Regions from separate parts of the Homo sapiens genome. Here region 2 is linked to region 1. A link is a loop called in an ENCODE intact Hi-C map of the cell type or tissue named here. Cell type or tissue: heart left ventricle. All regions are shown on one strand. Each heading gives the region's core, and the rest is flanking DNA. Links, peaks and the distances in the headings are about the cores only.

Region 1 (4,401 bases), core at 121-4,120:
GTGTGGAACAAAGAAACTGGGGACATTATCCACTAACCTCAGCCAGCATTACTTGAAGGCTATTTCTGGGGATGTTATCACCACAACACTTCTGGTATAACCCATATGTAGACCAAGCACACTCTTGCAACAAGATAATGCTCACACTCAGAGAGTCCTAGTTGCAGTAAGAAGGTGCCAGAAGTACATAAATGGTAATTGCTGAGGGGACATTGATGGGGCATGCTCAGTTGGAGCCTCTGCACAAATATCAGCTCATCAGAGTGGATTTGCCTGACTATCCCATATAAAATAGCATCCCAGTTCTATAGGCGCTATGCTCTTACTCTGCTTTGTATTTATACATCTCTTTGTTTATTTTTAGCTACTTCCACTAGAATACGAATTTCATAGAAACAGATGTTTTAGAAAGTGCTTTATCAGCCGGGCGCGGTTGCTCACGCCTGGAGATCGACACCATCCTGGCTAACACGGTGAAACCCCGTCTCTACTAAAAATACAAAAAATTAGCTGGGCGTGGTGGCGGGCGCAGGTAGTCCCAGCTACTCCGGAAGCTGAGGTGGGAGAATGGCGTGAACCCGGGAGGTGGAGCTTGCAATGAGCCCAGATTGTGGCACAGCACTCCAGCCTGGGCGACAGATTGAGACTCCATCTTAAAAAAAAAAAAAAAAAAGAAAAGAAAAGAAAAGAAAAGAAAGTGCTTTATCTCCCATATCTAGCATAACGTTTGAGACATAGTAGGTTTTATGTGCTGAATGTTTATGTCCTCCCAAAATTCATATGTTGAGCCCTAATACTTAATAGATGGTACTTGGGGGTGGGGGCTTTTGGGAAGTGATTAGGTTTAGATGAGGTCATGAAAGTGAGGCTTCCATATCGATCTCTCTCCTCCTGTTTCTCCATGCACCAAGGAAAGGCCTTGTGAGAACATCACGAGGAAAAGGTCTCTCATTAAGAACCCACCCAGTCGGTGGTAATTTGTTATAGCAGCTGGAATTGACTAATAAAATAGGTGTTCAATTACTTTTTGTTAAGTGCATAAATTAGATGCCACTTCATACCCATACAAAGAGCAAAAAGTAAAATCTGAATATATCCGTTATTGTGAGGAGGTTAGGTAAAGAAAATTCTTATACATTGTGGTGGAAGTGTGAAATAATCTAAGAATTTTAAAGACCAATTTGGCAACCTTAAGCATAATGAAAAGTACACTTACCCTAAGACCCAGTTACATTAATGATGTAGCAAAACTCCCATTTCTGGCTTTAATTTGCAGCAATTTCTGCCCATGTGCAGAAGACATATAGAAGGATGTTAATCACAGAGAAATATTGTAAGTCTTTTTTTTAAATCTTGAAAGTCCTTTTATAAATACCAAGTACTATATTTTTGGTGTCTTGAATTTACAAATTCTTCTTTCTCCTCCAACTAATGGAAATACTCTTGGCTCTTGAACAACATGGTTGTGAACTGAAAGGTCCAACTATATGAGAATTTTTTTCAACCGAACGTGGATCGAAAATATGTATTTGTGGGATGCAAAACTTCCACACATGAAGGGCTAACTTTTCATATACGTAGATTTCACAGGGCTGACTGAGGGACTTGAGTATAAGCAGATTTGGGTATACTTAGGGGTCCTGGAACCATTCCCCAAGTATCCTGAGGGGCTGATGTAGATATCATCACAAGAACAACAACTTAGATTTGTAAATTATTTCAGTTTGCAATGCAGTATTCCACTGGATCCTCATAACAATTTAACGGCATTCTTGGTATGAAGGACAGACTGGTAGACACAACCTAGCCTATGTTATCAAGAAGCTTACTCTACAAGGGTTGAATTATCTAGGGAGGAAACTAGGAGTCTATTTTACAGGTAAATAAATGCAATCTCAGAAAGATTAATTGCACTGTCCAATGTTAGTGCCAGTAGATGGCATAGTCAGAATTTAAATATAATTTATCCCACTCCAAATCCATGCTCTTCTCATTGTTGTAAATTAGCTATATTTTAGTAACAGTAAAATAAGCCCTCAAATAATAAAAATATTTAAAGTAATGACGGAACTATTTAAAACTTGCTGGTGATTTCTATACAATTATGGCCAAGTGAGAATCAGAAATCTGTCTTTATAAACTATAAAAGGCTTGGACATTCATGTAAAATAAAGAGACAGAAGCCCAAGTTTTCCACTCATGAAACTGAAAATACATGTAAAAGTATTCTACACTACAGAATGTATGTGTGTGTGCATGTGTGTGCGTGTGTGTGTGTGTTTATGCATAGTTTTTAGTTGGTAATATTTATGCAATATAACTTCCTTTTTCTTTATGTGATGATATCTGAGTAAGTACCAAATTTTTAAAAGGTTAAATTTAAAAAGTAATTACACCATTAAAGAAAACAGGTGTAGCCACAGCTTTTTTTTTTTTTTTTAAGAATCTCTATTTAATTTTAAATGTGAGAGAAGGTAGTTTTATTTTTCTGTAAAGGTCAGTCAAGGATTAGAGGCTTGAGTTGAAATTCAAAAATTTCTTCCAAGATTGAATCTAAGATTTTTTATTTCTGGAGGCACTGGATAAAAACTTTGTTACAATAATTAGTCCAAGGTATCACAGCTAGAAACACTGTCTTGCATTTAATGCCACATAACGTAGCTGCTTTATTAGTACTCTTCAAGAAGGATCACTTGCTATTTCTAGAATGTTTTGAATCTTATAGTCCTCTAAATGTGAAATGTACTAAGTTGAAGCTACATTGCAGTAGAGAAGCAAGGGTAAAGGAGAAGTAGAAAAAAATATAAAATATTTATTTGGGCATCAAAAAACCTCATATTTTCATCCATATCTTTCTTCCATTAGTTCTGTTGCTTTGGATACATTTACTTAAATTTACTAAATTCTATTTTCTCATTTATAAAATTGAAATGACAATACCTAGTTTATCCATAATCAAAGTCTCCTATTAGCATTGGATGAGCTACTATATGTGAATGCATTCTTAATTTATACAAAACTGTTATTATAATAATACAGAAATCACACCCCATAGAACATCTTGTAAATTTTCAGTAAGCTAATGAGTATGAAATTCTATCATTCATTCATGAATGCATTCAATCAACCAATGTTATTGAGCACCTGAAGTATGTTGGATCTCATGTTAGACACCGGAAATTTATAAATCAGGAGAGTATGCCTTCTTGAACCCAAAGTCTAGCATGAGAAAATCAAGCAGATAATAATAAAAAGCTTGCTAAACAGACTGGTTGCTCTGGAAGCACTTAATGCAACTGCAAGATTTCACATAAGAGATGACTGAGCTGAATCTTAAGGAAAAGGTTTAGGCAGGCCAAGAAATAGAGAAGGTCAGTTCACTTGCAGGAAACAACAAACACAAGATGACATGTGGCAAGAGAGACATGGTATCTTCTAAAGAAACCACATAAAATTTAGTGGCACAAAAGGTATCTGTCAAGAAGGAAAAAGAAATAAGCAGGAACTAACTTGTATATCATCTTGCACATTATAAAAATAATTTAAAGCTTTATCTTGAAATGATAAATTGTTACTGAATAATTCTAAAGAAAGAAATGATAATTTCATGTATGATTCTAGTAATTGCACTCTGTGCAGTAGGAAGGATTAGCTGTGCAGGAAGAAACCTGGAGTTTTAAAACCAGTTTAAAGACAACCGTAATAAAGCGAAACATAATGAACTTCTAAACCAAAGTGTTGGCATTGAGAGTAAAGAAAAGAAGTAAAATTATGGAAAAATAAGGAAGAAGAATCAGTAGGGACTAACTGGATTGAGGACTCTTTGCAGAAGAAGGATTTCCGGTTTAAGTATGACCTTTAAAAGTCTCTACCACTACACAAACATCGTAGGCATCACAACTTAGCCAATGATGTGATTTTAAATGTTCTCCCCAGCTGCTGCATCTTAGACTTTTAAAACTTAATAGGTTAACACTACAAGTTGAGGTAGCAATATTAATACTATTTTATTATGAGTCGTTTCTGACACAGAAGCACTTTACATAATCAACAGTACTAAATATACTTAAGGCAGTATTTTGGTTGCTATTTCAATCCAGTTTAATAGTGTGGTAAAATTACTAGCACATAATTGCATGATAAGTATACGTTGAATAAATTCACTATTGACTAAATGCCAATGTTGTAAAACCATTGGTCATTTTTATTCAGACAATTTAATATATGTCCAGCTGGCACCATGTAGACATGATTTTAAAATCCTAATGGCATTTATCACAGTTCCTGCTGATGAGCAAAAGATACCAACTCTGATTGTCTTAAGCGGTATTCACAGAATCAAAGGCAGGCTTAGCAAAGGAGACAGAACTAAGTCAGCTCTGGGGTGAGCCAGCAGGAGGA
Region 2 (4,401 bases), core at 157-4,156, 330 kb after region 1:
CATTCTAGGGGAAGGAGCAGCTTTCTCAGCCTGCCTCTTGCCCAAGAAAATTGGGGCACAAATCATCTCAAACAGTTACAGTCTCTTTGAATTGAAGATGACAGTGCTTTTGGCAGTACAACTCTTTCAAAGATATAGCTATTTATCTATGTGATTACATTTCTGTGTGCCAGTAGCTGCTACCACAATTATTTTGTAGATGTATGTTTTTCTTTAGACTTAATTAAAGATATTGTGTGCTTATCTAGTTATGGCAGAACTGTGCCCTTAGGATTTGTGGCCACACCCCTAATTTTAGCTGTACCTATGTCTTAATCAGTGTTTTTGGCTCAAAACATTTCTTAATTTTATTTTTTATCAATTGATGATTGAAAACAGTTTCACTTTTCAACTCTGAAATCCCAAAATTTGGGACTCTGTGTTTTCTATTTCACTCCTTCCTACAAACAGGCCAGTTATTTTCTGTATTTATTTCCTTTTAAAAATATCTTATCAAATGTAGCTAATAACCAACTCACACTAGAAATATTCCTTTTAAATACCCCGCCAGCCAAAGCTACAATTTCATGAGGTATACTCTCTGCCTCCAAACTTATCACCATTGCAGAAAAACTATATTACATCGATCACCACTTTTTTTCAATTTCCTTTACAGTTTTCTTACCACCTACTGCTTTATCCTGAAGCAATTGTGACACCATTTTTATTTTCATAAAGTAGTTCCCCACTCGTCATATCAATTTCTATATGAGTCAGTTTGCTGCACAAAAAGCAACCCTAAAACTCTAGTGGCTTACAACAGTAAACAGGTTTCTTGCCCAAGTAACATGCCAGCGAGTGTCACTTGGCTCTGAAAACCTTGGCTCTGTTCCATAGAGCTTCACATTCAGGGACCCAGGCTGACAGGCAGCCACTCATGCATTCTCATAACACATGCATTCTCATGGCAAAAGGGAAAGGCAAGAGGCTAATGCCTTTATTCTTAAATCATATTTAAGGTCTTTCCTTGAAATTGGCATCGTTATTCTTCTCACATTCCATTGACCAAGCTCAGCATGATGGCATGGGTAATTTTCCTCCCATTGGGAAAAAGGTGGAGTAAATATTTGCAAATAATAATACAACCTGACCACATGCTGTACTGAAAGACCTGAGTAATAAAATTTTAGAGTTGGAGATATACTACGCAACACCAGAAAACTGGTGCAATTAGAAGGATTTTCACGAGATTAATTATTTTTTTCATCATTCTGCAAAGAAACTATAAGAAACCAATGTAGCAGTTGATTTTATGCTGTGAAACATCACAAAGATGTCGTTCCAAAGTGATTAATATCCAGAATTGCTTCTATAAAAGAAAAACATAAAAAGAGAAGCATAAGTGTTCTTAAATTTTTACTTTGCTTTATAAAAATTAAAAATGTATGATAGTAAAGTACATTTTATGTATGGTTGCAAAAGCAATCTGAATTTGCTAAGTCCCTCTAGTTTACATTTGATGCAGTCAAGGACTTTTCGTCACAATCAGAAGAAGCATTAGAAAGAAAAAAATCTGTCCAGAATTATGGGGTGTTTCTAATTATTCCTAAATAATTCACAAATGTTAGTAAATGCAGAGATTCCGTTTGAATGGGAGCCCTGCTGAGCTAAAGGCCTCAGAAAGATAACAGGGTAATGAGTGCCCTCTAGTGGTAAATCAAAGCTTTTGACTTGTAAACAGAACAGAGAGAGAATGTCGTTTTCCTCATTTTGCTGCTTAAGCTGTACTCTGCGGACGAAGGGGAAAATGTTGAATCTCAACATTCTAAGACTCCTTTTTCCTGTGCCTGAAACTTGTTTATTTGATACTTAAAAGTATTAAGCAATTCAATTCTCCTCACGTAAGAATAATAGATGTTATATGTCTATTACTTTCTTATCCTAAAGCTGTCACAAGTATATATTCAATTTTATTTTTAAAAAGAAATAAAATTTTTACCCCGGGGATGTAGCTTGAAGAATAATTTGCAATTTAGATTTTGTTTGTATTGATTACAGGTCAGCACAATCACCAAGAAGAAATATCTAAGTAGTTTCCAACTCCTGATATTTCCAAAATGATTACAGATTTTATTATTCAAGGTCACAGTCACCTCATTTTACCAGTGTCAATGAAAACCTGATGTTATCTGTTAATTAAGAATCTCCATGGCGGCCGGGCGCTGTGGCTCACGCCTGTAATCCCAGCACTTTGGGGGACCGAGGCAGGCAGATCACCTGAGGTCAGGAGTGCACGACCAGCCTGGCCAACATGGTGAAACCCCGTCTCTACTAAAAATACAAAAAATTAGCTGGGCGTGGTGGCGGGTGCCTGTAATCCCAGCTACTTGGGAGGTTGAGGCAGGAGAATTGTTTGAACCTGGTAGATGGAGGTTGCAGTGAGCCGAGATCGCGCCATTGCACTCTAGCCTGGGGCAACAAGAGAGAAACTCGGTCTCAAAAAAAAAAAAAAGAATCACCATGGCAATGAAAATGGATATCTTAAGTGCTGCTGCTGCCGCCGCTACCACTGATGCCACTGCAATTTATGTGTGAGTTCCAAGTGCCCTCTACTGGGCAAAATACAGTGGGTGAACAAGCTGTCTGGATTCTAGTCTGGATCAGCCCTCTCCCCTTGGAGTTCCTAATCAAGCTGAAATACCATTTTAAAAATGTAAAAGCTCAACCTATGTAAAGACCATAGGATCAGACTTTATGCTAAAATCGTGGAAGGAAAAAATCATTAAAGCTTTATTGTATATGGATGAATAGTTTGCAAATACCATGCTTTTCCTTTTTACTCAAATCTCATTTCAAATACGATTGCCTCCATGAGAAATTAGAAGCTATTAGAAAACAAGTCATGGACAATATTTTAAAACCTGACTTTTCTTCTCGGCACTTAGATAAATTTCTTTTTCTTTTTCTTTTTTTTTTCTTTTTTCTTTCTTTCTTTTTTTTTTTTTTTTTTAACTTAACAGGCCTGGAATCCAACTTGTGCAGGTTTTCCACCCCCTGGGGAGATATAGAAAGTCTGCTGAAGTTCTCGCTAAGCTCCCAAAAAGGCAATGCCTCCCCTGTGTAGTTGAAAACGTTAACATTTGCAATTATCAGCTCAAGTTTTAGGATAGAGTAAAGTGATCTAGTCTTGGAGAGAAAGGGTAAGAGGGCTACTTTTTGGCTTCCAGGAGTTAGACAGTACTCTGGTAATGGCAGGAGCTATTATTAATCCTCTTGGTCAAACTTCCTTCTGTATGCCTGGGATCACGCCCTTATGAACCCCAGTCCACTTTGTTGGGTTTTTTTTCCCTCCTCCCATGATCTCTCTAAGCTATTAAAGCCCTAAATTCATTCGTTGGAGTTCTGGGGGGAAAAACGGTCCTTTTTTGTAAAATGAAGGAGAAAGACAATCTATAGTCCCTGAATTCAAGAGCAAAGCATCTTTTGTCTACAAACCCTTTTCTTCCGAGAATTGTATGTATTACCAAAGCATGAGATCATAGCCCAGCTCCTAGTAAGTCAAAAGAAATATATCTGCATAAATAGAAATTCAAATAAACTACTTCCAACAGGGTTTAAACTATTTGTTTAGCTTCTAAAATATTAACAAAATAATCTGAAATATGATGACTTCTGTACGTGTTGCCTTTCTGTAATAAAAGTGTTATGGGCTGAATCATGTTCCCTCAAAATTCATATGTTGAAGTCCTAATCCTCAGTACCTCAGAAGGTAATCCTATCTTTATAAAGGTCATAAAGTTGAAATAAGGTAATTAGGGTGGGACTTTATCCCATATGACAGGTATCCTTAAAAGAAAAGAAGATTTGGATACACACACACTCAGAGGGAGGAGCATGGGAAAACACACGAAGACAGCCACCTGCATGCCAAGAAAAGAGGTGTCAGAAGAAACTGACCGAGCTGATTACTTGATCTCAGACTTCTAGCTTCCAGCATTGCGAGAAAATACATTTCTGTCATTTAAACCACCTAATCTGTAGTACTTTATATGACATCTCCAGTAAACTAATACAAAAAGTGAGGTTGGCATTACTTCCATGGCTCTAAACTGTCAGGATAAATATGTCAGCATTTCTGTTAGCCTTTGCCTCAAGATTTTTGCCTCCAGGTGGATATCCAACTAATATAGCTCCAGGCATCATGTCTAAACTCAAGAAAGAAAGAGGGGAGAAAATACCCTTCTTTTTATCAAAAACTAATTATTTTTAAAGGATCCTTTCTGTTGCAAGTACCTGAAAACTCAAGACTCAAACTCAGAATTTATTAGCTCAAGAATTAGAAAATCCGGGGTTGCACCAACATTAGGCATGGCTAGACTCAGAGATCACATACATTATCTGGATTGAGATTCTCCATATCTT

Evidence for each region. Peaks named below come from ENCODE experiments on the same cell type or tissue, not always from the same donor. Only the 100,000 strongest peaks of a DNase experiment are listed, where the experiment ranks them.
Region 2: a loop joins it to region 1, with 7 times the contacts of the local background. A loop is called at or near these places in 17 of 110 quality-filtered maps.

The regions. Positions count from the first base shown.
Region 1 is chr11:96,794,344-96,798,744 of GRCh38, reverse strand. No RefSeq gene overlaps it. Among named protein-coding and RNA genes, the nearest start is that of LINC02737, 290 kb to the right of the region's middle. In heart left ventricle, for the core only: a CTCF peak has its summit at 1,926 (motif pointing right); no DNase peak of the experiment used is centred there; H3K27ac peaks cover 209 bases.
Region 2 is chr11:96,462,203-96,466,603 of GRCh38, reverse strand. All of the region lies in intron 1 of JRKL-AS1 (JRKL antisense RNA 1), which reads left to right. Among named protein-coding and RNA genes, the nearest start is that of JRKL-AS1, 42 kb to the left of the region's middle. In heart left ventricle, for the core only: CTCF peaks have their summits at 1,691 (motif pointing left) and 2,602 (motif pointing left); a DNase peak (open chromatin) is centred at 2,523; H3K4me3 peaks cover 813 bases; H3K27ac peaks cover 226 bases.